Linked DNA regions of Homo sapiens: region 1 is linked to region 2. Evidence: chromatin loops called from intact Hi-C (ENCODE). Cell type or tissue: testis. All regions are shown on one strand.

Region 1 (8,000 bases), 58 kb before region 2:
CATCTTTTATTTTAGGAAAGCCAATAGCCTTTCCCAGACACGCTTGCCTTCTAGCATGGGTGGGCTGAATCTGGAAGGTACTAACAGGCCTTCACACTGTGCAAGTATTGCTCCATAATTCCCAAGATAATTTGACTTTCTTTAGGTACTTTGCACACAGGAAGCGCATAAGAAATATTTATCAATGGATTGATGCAGAAATTCTTAAAATTACTGAGATGAATGCAAACATCATGAGGATATGTGACAACCAAGTGATCGAGAGAGAGAGAAAGAGGGAGGAGAGTGGGGAGAGAGGGCGAAGAAGAGAGGGAGAGAAAGGAGAGAGGGAGAGAAGGGGGTGCGGAAGTCAGAATGATTTGTTTGTTCTTCCTGGAACTTCTTTTTTTATAAGAATAATAATGAGTCATGAATCCACTATTATAAGATAAGTGAATTCAAAAGGAGTCAGTCATTGAGGCTGCACAGCTCCTAATTGGCTACAGTGAAGGCAAATTATTCAAGGAAAGGTAAAGAAAAATGATCCATGCACACAGCCTCTATAGGAAAGAAAAAAAATATCCAATTGATTTTCTTCCCTTTTCTGCTTCTAAAGTATACCAAAGTTCACTGTGATCTTAATATTCCCCAGAACAGACACCTCTGAGCAGAGAGCAGGCCTTAGAATGGCCCACCCCTGTTTAGCTCCAGCAGAACCTTCTACTCTTTCACAAACCTCCCATCCAATTCAAAGAACCCTGACAACTTTCCCTCAGGCTTGGGTTCTAACCAGCAGCTTTTCCATACAGCCAGGCCTTGCATTCCTAGCCATTCTCACCGTGTTAGCCAAACCCGGCTCCTCTACCTGGAGTCCTGGTCAGTTCACACCACACTCCCTGCCCTTGCTTCCTCTTTCCAGGTGAGCTGAATGAGGCACACAGGAATGAACAACACACCAAAGTCACATGGCAGGCAGTGGCAGAGCCAGAACTTGAATCCAGGCCCCTTATGACTCATCGGGCTACATTGTCCCCCTATCATGTGCCCTCTGCAAGCCTCCAGAGTGCTCTGGGCAGTAGACCCAAGCCACGGTGGCCTCCCGCTTATATCCACTAATAAGCACTGTTACATCTGGTCTGTGTCTTGTTGAGCATCCCTCACTGAGCACTCAACCTGAGCATCTCAAGAAGCCTGAGTTCCAACCCAGTGACTCCCCTGCATACCCCTCCCTCCTAGCTGCCATCTTGAGCTGCTTTGCACCTTTCAGGGTGACGACGACTGTGCCCTGGTCCACGCCCCCTGTGAGCTGAGTAGCTGAGTCTAAGGAAATGCAGCAGTCAATTTCTAATGCTGAACTTCAGGCCAAACTCACCATGTGCCTCTATTTTGTCCTTTCATTTTGGAGCTGTCCCCAGTGTAAATGATCCATGGGTTTATGTTTTCAAGCATTTTCAGAAAATAGCAAATTTACATCCTACGTAACTCACAGAAGTTTTCAGATGAAGTTTTTGTGGTCTCGTTGAAAGAATTGATGCCACACAGACCTGGGTTCACTTCCTGCACTGCAGCCTTGTGTGATCTGGGGCAAGTTACTCAACCCCTCTAACCCTCAGCTTCCTTATCTGGAAAAAAAGGAGGCATAATCTCCTCCTCGAAGGGCAGTTGCTGGCTTAGGGATTAAATGAATGGATGTCTGTCCTCCCTTTTCTCAGATCACCTTATTTGAAATTGCAATCAACAACCTCCACCTGCACTCCTCATCCATCCCCCTTTGCTGTTTTATTTTTACAGAGTACTTACCACCTTGTAGCACGCTCTGTCCTCCACTCATTATATGTGGTGTCTGTCTCTCACCACTAGACTGTCAGCTCCATGAGGGCAGGGATTTTCATCTGTTCTGCTCACTGCTGTGCCCACAGCAATCATGACAGTGCAAGAAGTCAATCTACCTTGTTAATGAATGAACCCATGACTACTGCCTGCTACAGTGTGGGTGTTCAGAAAGGGTGGTCCCTTCACACTGCCGAAGGATTATTCTTCCTGCATGGTGAGCTGTGGTGGCCAAAGCATTAATTTTTTTAACATTCTAAAAAATAAATAATGAACTCAATACAGAGGAAGGAGTGAGAGAAAAGAGGGAGGGATGGAAGGAGGGAGAGAGAGATGGAGAGAAAGAGAGAGAGGAAGAGAGACTGAACGCATAAAGGACAATAGTAAAAAAGATAATGGAAACAAAAAGTGCTTGGAGAGAAAACAAATGCCTGAGAAGAAAGCGCCGGGGGTGCAAGTCCTCTAAATAGATCCTGGCCACACATTCCTCCCTCCACACCATCTAAAGTGTCTGTCACAGATCCTGGGGGAGAGCTTCCCTTGAGTGTTCGCTTTCAGGTTGAGGGGAGGAGAAGATATAAATCCAGACTGATAATGCAAGAAATATTTCATCAAAATGCAATGTCTCCTTTTAACCTCAAATATAAGTATTTTGGTCAAAAACCCATATTCAAACGCAATAGGCATTGTACGTTTCCAGGTTAGTTCGCAGCCATAGATGGGACAATTCCTTCACTCATTTATTTTATTGGTGAAATCTTTCATGAGCCCCTGTAAAGCGCCAAGCACTAGGCCATGAGGTGAGAACATCATAGGAAGCAGCGTCCTTCAGGGTCACTGCCCTTGTTGAACCCCGATTCACATTATTTGAATCCCAATTCACATAATCTCACATGTATATAAATTACAGCTCTGATAAGTGCTATTCACAGGAGATGCATGAGACGTGAGCTCATAATACTGGGATTCTAGCTAACCAGGGAAGGCTTCCCTGAGGAGGTGAGATGGGAGTGAAGACCTGAAGGATGAATAGGAGTTAATCCAGGTGAAGAGAGGAAGAAAGGACATTCCAGATCGGAGGGCAGCATGTCCAGAGATAGGCAAGGAAGGAATGAGACAAGTACCAAGAGAAGGCCAGGGTGGATAGGAAACTGAGAGGGGTGGGGGTGGGGGAGTGGCAGGGTGGTGATGCTGGATGGGGTGGGAGGGGCAAGTGGAAGTGGTCAGGACCCAAAGGGCTTTGTTAGTCTTGTTAAAGGGTACTGTTCTGTTATGTTTTTTGGCTTCTTGCTTATAAGCTGTGTGACCTTGGGTTAGTCAATTCTGTCTCTGTGACTTATACTCACCTACAGAATGGGGATAAAAATACCTGCCTTTATAGTTGTTGTAAGGATTAGAGCAGCTGTTTCCTTTTTTTCCTTCCTTTCTTTCTTTCTTTTTTTAAGAGACAGAGTCTCACTCTTTCACCCAGGCTAAAGTGCAGTGGCATGATCATAGCTCACTGCAGCCTTGAACTCGAGGGCTCGAGTGATCCTCCCGCCCCAGTCTTTGAAGTAGCTGAGAAGACAGGCGCAAACCACCACACCGGGCTCATTTTTAAGTTTCTTGTAGAGATGAGGTGTCACTATGTTTGCCAGGCTGGTCTCGAACTCCTGACCTCCAGTGATCCTCTGACCTGAGCCTCCCAAAGTGCTGGGAGTACAGGAGTGAGCCTCTGTGCCTGGCTCTTTTCCTGCTTTGCCATGCTGCTTTTGCTTCCACGCCGATCTGAATACAGTGGTTTCTTAGGCTTCTCAGCTACCCATGACAGTTCAGAGAAGGGTAGAAATAGACTCAAATAACTTTCAATCAACAAAATTTAAAAATGTGTTGACAGTGGGTGCCCACCCTTTGTGAAACCTAGGCAGGCAGTGGTGAACAAGTTCCTAAGCCTGCTTCCAAGACCCTCCAGGGGAGTCCTAGCAGGGGACCCTAAAGAATAAGAATCTTGCAAAATGGCTCTGTTTCATCCTAAACATTTGAGACAGCCCCATACCCTAGTGCCACCTCTCCTTATTACCCTCCCACAAATTCAGAGAGATTCTTGGCATATTTTACAATCAGTTAGAATTATCGAGGATTTCAGCTGCAATTTGAATGAGGCTCAGTTATAACACCAGATTTTTTGAAAATAGGAATAAGAGATGTTAACTGTGCTCCCCAATGCCAGGAAATGCATGTCACTAGCTGTGGGATTGCTGGTGAGCTGCGATGGCCTAGCCAGCCCCCAGTCCTTTCTCCTGGGTACATAAAAGGCTTTATTCTCCCAGTTCCATATTCTCTCAGTTCTAAGACACCGCTAATTGTAAAATGACCTGTCTACCAAAAACAGCCTTCAGGGGAGAGGGGGACAAATTTAATGTTCCACATTAATTATAAAATACACTCTAATTTCAAAAATCTTGCAACTTAAAATACGAGCCTTAGAATCAAAAGAAGACGGTCAGCTATCTTGCTGCAGGGAGAAACGTAGGCAGGGTGCTAAGAAAGCCCAGAGGATTTCTCCAGCATGCAGCTGGTGCCTGCCCCGTGACTCAGGAAGCAGCATAGAGCAGAATGTGGCCTTACCAGCAACTTGCTTGAGGAGGAAAAGGGTGATGGTTGCTCTTTTCCAACAACTGTTCCCGAGTATTTGCCAGGTACTGTGTGGGACTCTAGGATAGAGTTGAAAGACTCAATCTGTGCCCTCAAGGAATTCAGTCTAGTAGAGGAGATACCCCAGTGAACAGACAATGATAACTGCACAGCATGAAATGTACGCACAGGGGATTCTGGGAGCACAGGGATTGGGGAGGAAGGGATGCCAGGGAGGACTGAGTTCTCAAGGATGCAGAGTATGGGTGAGCAAGCTAAGGAAAGAAAGAGCACTTCAGACAGCAGGAACAGCATGTGCAGAAACAGATGCCCATATGTTGGGCATTGGCAATGCCAATGGTCCCATGGAAGGTAGAAAGCAGAAAGGGGTGAGGCTGGAAGGCAGCACAGATGTGACCCCAAAGGCACAGAAATGCCTCACAGAGACATTTGTGTTTCAGCATGAAAGAAAAGGGAAGCCCAGAAAGGTAGGAAGCCAGGTAGGATCATCACAACTGGCTTTTCCACTGTCTAGGTCACTGGTTGTTGAGGGCTTAATGGATGGGATGAGGAGTGGGTCAGGGCTGATGAGACTTGCTGAGCAGGTGAGAAGGTGGTTGCAGTGACCAGGTGACTTGCACTAAGTTAGTCATAGTAAACAGAGAGTAAAGGGGAGAAGGGAGATTGTAAGTGATGTACAATAGAGGGACGTCCAGTCTCCCCTTCTCTTCTCACTTCCCAGCATAACAAGCATGACTGAACACATACTATGTGCTAGTCCCTCCCATTACAAATATGTGGCTACAGAAAGTCTCTATTCAAATATCACCTTCTCAAGGAGGCTTCCTGACCACCCTGTCTACAGTAGCCCCCCAAGTCCTGTCCCCTTTTTTCTTTTTTTTAGACAGAGTCTCGCTCTGTTCCCCAGGCTGGAGTGCAGTGGTGCAATCTTGGCTCACTGCAGCCTCCGTCTGCTGGGTTAAAGCAATTCTTATGCCTCAGCCTCCCGAGTAGCTGGGATTACAGGCGCACACCACCATGCTTATCTAATTTTTGTATTTTTAGTAGAGACGGGGTTTTGCCATGTTGGCCAGGCTGGTCTTGGACTCCTGACCTCAGGTGATCCACCCACCTCGGCCTTCCAAAGTGCTGGGATTATAGGCATGAGCCACTGCGCCTGGCTTCTTTTTTAACTTTGTATTTTTATTTTTTTAGCACATGCATGTTTCTGACCTGAGTTCCCCTGTAAGACTGGAAGCCCCATGAGGGCAGGGACCATGTCTGCCTTGTCCATCACCATCTCCCCAAAGTCTTGTCTAATTTCTGGCACTAAGAAAGTGCTTGGGAGCTAGGTGTCAAATGAACAAATAAAGAGATGGGGCCTGGCCTCTGGGAGTTGCCCACCTAGTGAAGGAGATGGGCTTTTAAACAAAAACTCCAGGCATCCATTGACCAGTCTTTTCTCCTAAGCTTGGCTGAAACCACATGCTGAAAAACGCTTGGTAACAAGCAGGTGTTTCCCCTGCAACCTGGGAGGTCCTCTGTGGTGCCTCCTGGGCCCCAGCTTTGCCATAAAAGCTGATAAGTCACTGCCTGCTGGGAAGCAGTCATCTTTTCTCTCCATTGCAATCCTTGTTAGTTACTGCCGGGCCCAGAGGCACTGACTTAGCAACCCTGGGTTTGCCTTTGCGGAGTGCCGTCCCACTTCCTTACTGACACTATATTCATTCACTCTCTCCTGAACTTCTTTGACCTTGGGTAGCCTTCCTTCGGCTAACAAGCATGCCAGGGATCAGGTACAAGATCCCAGGTGCATGGTTGCTGGAGCCTCGTTGTAGGAAGAATCCACCCGTTGTCTTGCCACCCCCTCCATCATGCAACTTCAATGCCCCAGTGCCAGCCTCTCTGACCTTGCACCAGGCAAAACTCACTGGAGACCAGCCACTGCTGACCCCTAGACCAATTCTTATCCCAGTTTTGCCCCATGGCTCTCCTGTCTCATTTTCTCTGCTTAAAGGATGTATGCACTTTTTTCTATCATATTTTCCCCCAACCTGGATCTCTCTATCTCTGATAAGGGATACATGTTATCCTTTCTCCTTCCTGAATTTTCGCTAGTGTTGATAGCTCTTGTCTCCATTTTCCTCCACCATGTTTGCAGAGTAGGTAATCCTGAAAAACAACGGTTCTGCCATCACTTCAATACTAATAGTAACAATAATAATAATAGGTAGTCATTCGTTGAGTGTTTCCTTTGTGCTAAGCACTGTTTTAGATGCTCTCCAGAGGCTCTTATTTAATCTTCACAATTCTGAAGATATGTGCTGTGATACCCATTAACTCCATCTTAAGAGGCTCAGAGATGTTAAGTAACTTGCCCCAGGTCACACAGCAAATGGCAGAGCTGGGATTCCAACCCAAGCCTGTCCAACCCCAAAACCTGTGTACAGCCTTCTATGACACTAATTATATCTTCCATTTTCTCTTGGCTCCCAAGTCTATAAATAAACTTCTTTCAGATGTTGAGGGCAATGCTGAACAGAAATGCTGTTTGTACTCCCTTGCATGATGAAGTCTTCAGCATTTTGAGCTTATCCAGGGCAGGGTGGGGGAATAGTGAAGGGACTGCCAGATTTCCTCACTGCTTTGAAAACAGAAGTTCCCTCAAAATGCAAGGACATCAGTCTCCTTGCAGTTTGTGAAGGTGCGGAAGTGAATACAGATACTCCCTCTCCCCCTGCCTTCTGCCCAAAGGCCCCTTTCCCAGCCACATCCTACTTTGTCTCCAGGACTTAGTGAAGTTGTCACCTCTCTCTGCTGCCTCCCACCCTGCTCCCTCCCACCTGGGGTCTGCTTCCTCCAGATCCCAGCATCTAATATCTTTTATGTTGCTTGTTTCCATTCCTGTGTCTTCCTCTAGATCATGAGTTCCCTCATCTATTTCTTCAACAAAATTTACCAAGTTACTACCATTGCCAGGTGCTGTCCTAGGAAGAGGTGTGAACAAGCATGAAGTGTTTAGGGGACCACTTGAGGTTTATACTATTGCGGGAGAACAAGGTATGGGAGAGGAGATAGGGGAAGGTGTTAGTAATGAGGGATGAGATTGGGCAGAGGCCCCATCACAAAGCAATGATTATACGGTGAGATTGCTCAATGTTTGTTGAATGAATGAGTGAGTGAATATAGAAAAAAGACATAGCACAAAGCTTGACATCTGGGATTAGGATGCCTATTTAATCTCAGATTTTTCCCATCATCGTCATCATCATCATCATCATCAGGATGCATTCTTTCCCAGTGAGGCCTGGAGTTCATGTCAGCTCACATCTGACAGCCTGGGTTCAAATCCCACCCCTGTCACTTATGAGCTATGTTCCCTTGGACAAGAAATATAGCCTAAGTCTATTTTTCACGTGTAAAATGGGGATAATCATTTTGTCTCCCTCCTGAATTGCTTGTGAAATTTTGGTGGGATGCTCCACGTAGAGTGCTTACCGAGGTGCCGGCACACAGTGAGCACTTGACAAATGTCGGGTGCTGTCATTACCAGTGGTGTGTTTATTATTTATGACGCT
Region 2 (8,000 bases):
CACTTTTGATGTGGTGCTGAATTTCGGACTTGGAGACTGAGGCTCATGCTGCTGATACACACTGAAACTGACTCCCATTGACAGGAACTCGGGAGACACTGGAGAGTGTCCCTGTGGGGGCTAAATGGCCCCTCCTCAAAAAGTGTTGATGGGGGCTTCCTGCCCAGGGTAGAAGACAGATGACAGGGCCTCAGGGTTCCCATCTGTCTCTAGGGAGCCAGTACCTCTCTCACTGTGTATCACTGGCTCATCCATCCTTGGGCACAAGCCTTCCAGATGTGGGGAGAGAAGGGTTGAGCAGTCATTAATGAAACCACAGCTGCCAACTCCCAATTTCATTTGATGGATGACTGAGATGTTCCCAACCCTTCATCCTTCCCAGTTTTGAGGGGAAAGGGGTAACCAGAGGAACAGGCTTACATGGAGAGGACAAGGATACAAACAGAGATGACACAGGGAGGAGGAGTGGACAGAGGAGGTTGGGTTCCCAAAAGACAAACTGTACCATTCTGGGAAGAAGAGAGGGTGCTGTGTGCCCCTGAAGGGAGAGAGAGAAATGGAGGACACAAATTCACAAAATACTACAATCCCAGACCCACATAAGTCCCTCTTTGCTCTCACACTTCCCTCTACCCAAAACGCTTTCCCCTCCTGTCCAGATGCCTCTGTGGCACTCAGTTATAAGACCTTCCCTAATACCTACCACTTCTTAGGAAGAACTGACCTAACTTCCCTTTATGCCCCTTTTGAGTAATCATCATAAACAACAACAAGATCTCTTTATTGAACTTAGTTTTTACGTACTTTTTATTTCAATTTCATATCAAAACAGCCCCACAAGATGGGTGTTGTTGGCTCCACTTGATAGAGGAGACATCTAGAGCTCAGAGAAGTGAAGTGAAGTGACTTTCCCGAGGTCACACAGACGAGTAACTGGAGGATCCACGATCCAACCTGGAACACCTGCCTCAGAAGCTCAGGCCTTGGCCCTTACATATCTACCCCTCCGCCGGCTGAGTTAGGGAATGGCTGGCACATTTTCTCAGTCACTTTTGCATCTTCAGCACCCAGTTGGTGCTTAGTAAATATTGATGGGAATGACTCATGAATGAATAAATGGATGAAAACTGAGTTATAATGAACAGGAGTCTATAAATATGCTCACATGCACTTACATTTGCAGAGACAATGCTAACAGTTCTTGAGAACCATTTTTTTATTCAATATAAAAAGTGCTTATTGGAAATGTACTGTGTGTGAAACGCTGGGGATATCGTGGGAAGCAGAACTGTCCTGGTCCTTAACCTTCAAGAGCGCATAAAATAGAGGAGGAGAAAAACTAAAAACAGTCAACAATATCACAAATGGAAATGTATTTGCAAATTATTAAAAAGTGAAGTAAAGAGTGCAGGGTACTAAAGAGAGGAGTGTGGTTAGACAGAGGGGGCCAAGAACTCTCTCCAAGTGAGAAATACTTAAGGTTGAATGGAAGTCATCCAGAGAAAAACTGGGGGAGAGTGTTCCAGGCAGAAGGAATGGCATATGCAAAGGCACCAGTGCAAGACTAAGAGCTTAGAGCCTTCCAGAAAGTACCAGAAGCTCAGCATGGACAAAGCAAAGAGCAGGGGCAATGGAAGCAGACAGAGGTAGAGACACAGGCAGAACTAGAAGATGCAGTCCCTCGTGCCCTCAATAAGTGTCCTGGATTCCAGCCAAAGGGCCATGGGAAGCCTCTGAAGGGTGTGAAGCAGGGAAGGGACCTGCGTCAATCTGCTCCTGTTCTGTGGGCAATGCGAGCAGAGAAGGAAGCAAGAAACAGGCAGAAAGACTGGCCAGTGCAATCATCCCAATGGGAGTCGCCTGGGCCATAGGCAGTGATGAGAAATGGGTGGGTGCGAGATCCCTTTGGAAGCAGGAAATGGACCACCAATGATATTGACATAACTCAGACAGGTCCACACATGAACCCACAGAGGAGTAAAGGCAGTATGGACTTCAGAAACAGACAAGATTCTTTTTTTTTTTTTGAGATGGATTCTCACTCTGTTGCCCAGGCTGGAGTACAGTGGCACGATCTTGGCTCACTGCAACCTCCACCTCCCAGCTTCAAGCCATTCTCCTGCCTCAGCCTCCTGAGTAGCTGGGACTACAGGTGTCTGCCACCATGCCCCACTAATTTTTATATTTTTAGTAGAGACAGAGTTTCACCATGTTGGCCAGGGGCTGGTCTCCAACCCCTGATCTCAAGTGATCTGCCTGCCTTGGCATCCCAAAGTCCTGGGATTACAGGCGTGAGCCACCGCACCTGGCCAGGAAACAGACAAGATTCTAATCCGTCACCTATCTTCCATGGCTGTGTGGTTTTAGGCAGCTCACCGACCTCTTGAAGCCTTGGTTTCTTCAACTGGAAAATAAGAGAATCAGCCTCCCCAGGACGATTGTCATTGAATGAGATGATGCATATGACAGTGTGGAGTGCGGTGAGCCTCTCCAAACAACCCAACCTCCCTTTGCCGTCTCCAGATACCGAGAGCCCGACTTCCAAGCTGCCCCCCTGATCACTGGGCTCTACTGCCTACGTAAACATTTTTAAAGAAAATGAATCCCCATATACTCCATGCCAAAGAGAAAATGCAGGCTGGCCTTGCTAGGAAGGCTTGCAACAGCCTGCCAACCTTGTTCCACTAATACTCGTCAGTGGCCACAGTCTCTCATCACTTGAACAGTAACTCAATTACCAGTCCCTGGGCACCTTCAGGCACAAAGCCTCTCCCATGGGTCCCCATTGTTTTTCTGAGAAGCCCAGGACACAAGTCAATTTCTTGGCCCTAATGAGAGCTTTTCACCACCTGACAGTAGCTATTGAGCATGTGCTAAGTAAATGCAGTCTTAAGGCCACCCAGGCCACTTCCCAAGACAAAGGCCCTAGCCAGCCAGGAGGTGCAACATGGGCTCTGGCACCAGAGCCTCACACAGCAGATGTTGCTGCCTTCAAGGCTGGCCCAATTATGATGTTAACGCCCTGGACGTTAATCCCTGGGTCCTTGCCAGCCAGAACCTGCTCTGCTCTCTGGTTTAATAACACAAGTCCTCTGGAGGGATCAAGTATGGATCTTGGGAATGCCACACTTTTAACTGGTCAGATTCAAAGCCCAGCTTCTTCTCTGCATTACAAGCAAGGCCTGAGATTTCCAAGTATTTTAGCCACGTGAATGCCTGCCTACACCGCCACAGGGCAGTCGGTAAGGATTGTGATTGCAACTGAGATTCAGAAAATTAAATGTCTTTCTCAAGGAAATAGAAGACATTCATGGGAACTCCTTGAATACAGATTTGCTTTCCTGACACTCAGATTTCTGAGACTTGTTAAATAAACGAGAAGTTCCACGGGGGTACGGTAAATAGCACAGTGTCTGGCACAGAGTAAACATTTTTGGCATGCATGGCTAGTCCTGATTCAAATTCAATATCAGATCTATGATGTACAGTTCAATGGCTCAGTTGTTTAAAGGTAAAATATCCACTCTGCATTATCAGGGACAATTTCTTAACATCTGTTGCCTCACCATCTAGAACACTCCTGAGCCATCTTTCCCCCTGTCCAGGTTGTGTGTATGCCACAGAAGCTGGTCCCGGGGGAACCTGATCTAGGCGCAACATCAAGGAGGGCTTCCTTGAGGTGGTTGAGTCTATGAGAAACGGATGGCATGTAGGTGTGAAGCTGGCACTGGCGCATTTGGGGGTTGGGGAAGGAACGGGCTTGTAAAGTGCATTCTGAGCAGAGGGAACAGCTTATGCAACATCCCGGGGCTGGATTATGGAGAAGGAGGTGGAAAGGGATAGAATGGGATGAAGATGGAGAGAGAGGCAAGGCTCAGACAATCAGGTACTCAGTGGGCCATGTTAAGAATGTTGGTTTTTATTCTAAAAGCTGTGGGAAGTCATTGAAGAGTTTTGAGGGTGAGAAACGGCAGGAGTGAAATGATCAGATTTGATCTCGAACTGCCTGGAGAAAAGCCTCAGAGGTATGCAGAAAAAGCCCAGTTGCGAAGCTATACCACAGAACGAGATGCAAGGAGTTAGTGGCTTAGGCCAGGAAGGCAGCAGCAGAGACAAAGAGAAGAGGATGGATTTCAAAATTTTTTAGGACCTAACGGATTGGATGTGAGGATGAGTGAAAGGGAAATATCCAGGATGACTCCCAGAATCCTGACTCTCACAACTGGACGTGGTGAGCAAGAGATGCTGGGAAAAGACCACATTGGAGGGATGGGAGGTGAGCGACATGGAGAAGGGAGTGGATCATGAGCTTGGGTTGAGGTGCCTTGGAGACAGCCAAGTGGCAACAACATGTAGGGAGTTGGAGATACGGGAAACTCCCTGTAGGGAGTTTCAAGATACCAGGGCCAGAGTTACAAATGTGGGAGTCACTGATATGAGGGTGGTAACTGAAGCTACAGTTTCCTGGGATTTCTTCGGGACAGATGACATCAAAGGGATGTACCACAATTTACTTAAGCCTTCTCCCACTATTAGATGTTTGGGTTGTTTCTGTCTTTTGACATGGTAAGTGGCCCAGTAACAAGCATCTTTGTCCTCGTTTGTAGCTTTTTTCCATATTCTAGGTTAACTCTCTAAGTAGCTGACATTACTAACATGGTTAGCAATGAATACCTGCTAAGAGAATAAATATATATGTTCATTCTCCCCAGAATAAAATAGAAATTCTTTTTTGATTGACCATTTTTCTTTTTTTTTTTTTTTTGAGACGGGGTCTCGCTCTGTTGCCCAGGCTGGAGTGCAGTGGCGCAATCTCAGCTCACTGCAAGCTCCGCCTCCCGGGTTCACACCATTCTCCTGCCTCAGCCTCCCAAATAGCTGGGACTACAGGCACTTGCCACCACACCTGGCTAATTTTTTTGTATTTTTAGTAGAGACAGGGTTTCACCATGTTAGCCAGGATGGTCTTGATCTCCTGACCTCGTGATCCACCCACCTCGGCCTCCCAAAGTGCTGGGATTACAGGCGTGAGCCACTGCGCCTGGCCTTGATTGACCATTTTTCATCATGGCCTGTGTAACTTCTTTCTTCCAATATCTGGGTGATTTATTAAGTCTTCCCTAACCAGGCCAACCAAAGGGACCTTCTTCCTCTGAATTCTCATGGTTAATCCCAGAGACATTCACTCCAATCTTATCCTTCAGAAGCCTGATATTTTAGGACATATACACACATGAAAGATAATGGTCTTCCCCACTATATAAACTTGAGATCTGGGACTATGTTTTATACTTCTTGAGTCCTCCTCAGAGCCTAGCAAAACCTGGCACAAGATCTATGTGTAATGATTATTGCAGATAACTAACTAAGCAAGAGGATAGTAAGAGCTAATCTATTAAACCCCTGCTATATACCAGACCTGTCCTGGGAGCTCCAAAAAACAAAGTCTATTTCAACCCTCCTAAAAAAATTTTACCAGTGTTTTGCAAAGGTATCAGGGTAATGGTATCTGATATAATAAATAAACCCCCAGATCACAGTGGCTCGATTCATAGAAGTTTATTTCTCACTCACTTTAAGTCCAAAACAGGCAGCTCTCCTCCAAGTATTGATTCAGGGACATATGCCTTTCAATCTTACAGCTCCACTGTCTCCAACACACAGCTTCTGAAGTCACCATGATCCCCTGCCTCAAACTAGAAGGAGAAAAATCATGGCAGATCATCTAGGAGAGGCTGTAATGGGTAGGCTTAGAAGTGACATACATCCCATTCATCACAGCCACTGGTCAGATCCCAGGCCTGTGGTCACACCTAACCAAAAGGAAGCTTGAGAAATGTGGTCAGGCAGAGTGCTAGACTATAGGGAAAACAGCCTTAGGTGGTTCATAGTAGTCTCTGCCACATGAAGATAGAAAGCAAAGCCCAGAGATGCTAAGTAACTTACCTGACGTCACTCAGCCTATACACAACTGAATTAGAATTCACTGTCAAGTCTGTATGGCTTGAAAGTCTATGCTTTTTTTCACCACATCCTACTGATTGGCAACCATCACTGGGGTCCTCTCCTTCTGGGGTGGCCTCTGAGCTGCATCTATTTGAATCATCTTGGCAATTGTTTAATTTCATGTATAACCCAATTCCAAACTGCAGTGAGAGCGACAGATCCACCGAAACCGACTTTCAGATGTATTTTGCAGATGCATCCTCCATTTATTTCAAATGTGTTACTGGCTTGCTGCTTTAACAAGTCAATCAACTCACAGGCATGCCCTTGCAGTACGGAGGTACATATTCCTGTTCTAAAGCCCACGTCTTATAAACTTGACATATTCAGATGCTATGCCTTTTATCGTGAGTAAATTAAGCTCTTAAAATGTCAGAATGTTTTTGTTTCATTTGACATTCTCACCATAGGTCAAACTGCCTCCAAAACAGACATGTCTAAATAGCTGTCTAACCATATCGCTCAGAATGACTTTTTAGGAAGTCTAGGACATCCAGGAGTGTGGTGATCCTGAAGCCCTTGAGCATCAGTAATTCTGTTTGGATCCGTTCCCATGTAAGCAATTTACATCTGCTGTGTTATGGATCCAGAGGTTGGAAAACCAAAAGGGATCTTGGGAAGTCATTGGCTCTAACCTTTGCTTTGCAAGCATAAACCTTAGAACCTTAAAATTGGGAAAAATAATGACATTAGGAAGAACAATAGCAGTTACCCTCCGTGAATGCATTCATTCAACACATAGTTATTGGGAACCCCCTTAGTGCCAAACACTGTTATAGAATCTGAAGATATGGAGCTGGCATTCTGATGGGGGAAAGAGTGGATGCACAAATAAATATAAAATGAGTTAGGTGTTGATGCGTGCTTTGAAGACACATAAAGTAAGAAGGATGCAGAATGATCTGATAGGAAGTTGTAAGGTTACACAGAGTGGCTAGGGAGGGTCACTCTGATATTTGAGCAAAGACCTGAAGAAGTGAGGTAGTGAGGTTCTAGGTAGAGAGAACAGTTAGCAAAGAGGCTTGAAGGGAGAATATGCTGGCGTCTTCCAGAAACAGCAAGTAGATTGGGTGAGCTGGAGACGTGAATTGTAGGAGAGGTGGCAAAGAAGATTGGGAAGGGGGATAGATTGGGTAAGGTCTTATAGCCCAGGAAAAGGATGCTGGGCTTCACTTGGGCTGAGATAAGGAGGCTTGAAGGGTAAGGATAGCTAGAGAAGAGAGGTTTGAGGATGAAGACCTGGGCACTCCACCAGTTAGGGGTCTAGAAGATGAGGAGGAATCCACAAAGAGACTGAGAAGGAGTAGCCAGTGAGGTAGGAAGAGAACCAAGCGAGGGGGTGCCCGAAGGCAAGTGAGAAAGGGGTTCAAGGAGGGAGTGAGCAACCAATTAAATGCCACTGATGGGTCAAGTAAGATGAGGACAGATAACTGACCATCAGATCTGACAAGCAGAGGTCACTGGTAACCACATCATGAGTCATGAGAGGATGCTGGAGATGAAATACTAATGGGAGAGAGAGAGAAGGGGGAAGAGAAAAGGGATTGAGAGAGAGAGAGAGAGAGAGAGAGAGGAGAGGAGAGAGAATCTCCTAGTATTAGCTGGGCATAGCAAAGTTTCTTTACATGAATTTCCCAATTTAATTCACAGGACCAACTTGATGGCAGGGGGAAGGTCAGTTGTTTTTTCCTTTTTACAAATGAGGCCCAGGGGGATCACGCAGCTCCTACGTGTGAAAGCTGGACTTGGTCTTCCCGTGTGCCAGACCGCAGAGCTCCCCTCTTCTTTCCTCAGAGCAGCCTATGTCTTCGAGAGACCATCTGGGGCAGCCGACATAAAATGGATTCTCATTTTTTTAAAAAAAAAAGTCAGAAAATAGGTCATTCAGCTTCCCTTTGAACAGTGCCTGAATCACTCTAATGATTAGCATCTCTCCTTTCGAGTTGTAAATACAGAGGTTCCATCATAGTCCACCCCTGTACATGACCACACAG

What was found. Peaks named below come from ENCODE experiments on the same cell type or tissue, not always from the same donor. Only the 100,000 strongest peaks of a DNase experiment are listed, where the experiment ranks them.
Region 1: a loop joins it to region 2, with 4 times the contacts of the local background. A loop is called at or near these places in 16 of 110 quality-filtered maps.

Annotation. Positions count from the first base shown.
Region 1 is chr22:36,690,469-36,698,468 of GRCh38, reverse strand. All of the region lies in intron 1 of CACNG2 (calcium voltage-gated channel auxiliary subunit gamma 2), which reads left to right. Among named protein-coding and RNA genes, the nearest start is that of CACNG2, 9.3 kb to the left of the region's middle. In testis, no CTCF peak of the experiment used is centred here; no DNase peak of the experiment used is centred here.
Region 2 is chr22:36,632,049-36,640,048 of GRCh38, reverse strand. All of the region lies in intron 1 of CACNG2 (calcium voltage-gated channel auxiliary subunit gamma 2), which reads left to right. Among named protein-coding and RNA genes, the nearest start is that of CACNG2, 68 kb to the left of the region's middle. In testis, no CTCF peak of the experiment used is centred here; a DNase peak (open chromatin) is centred at 4,358.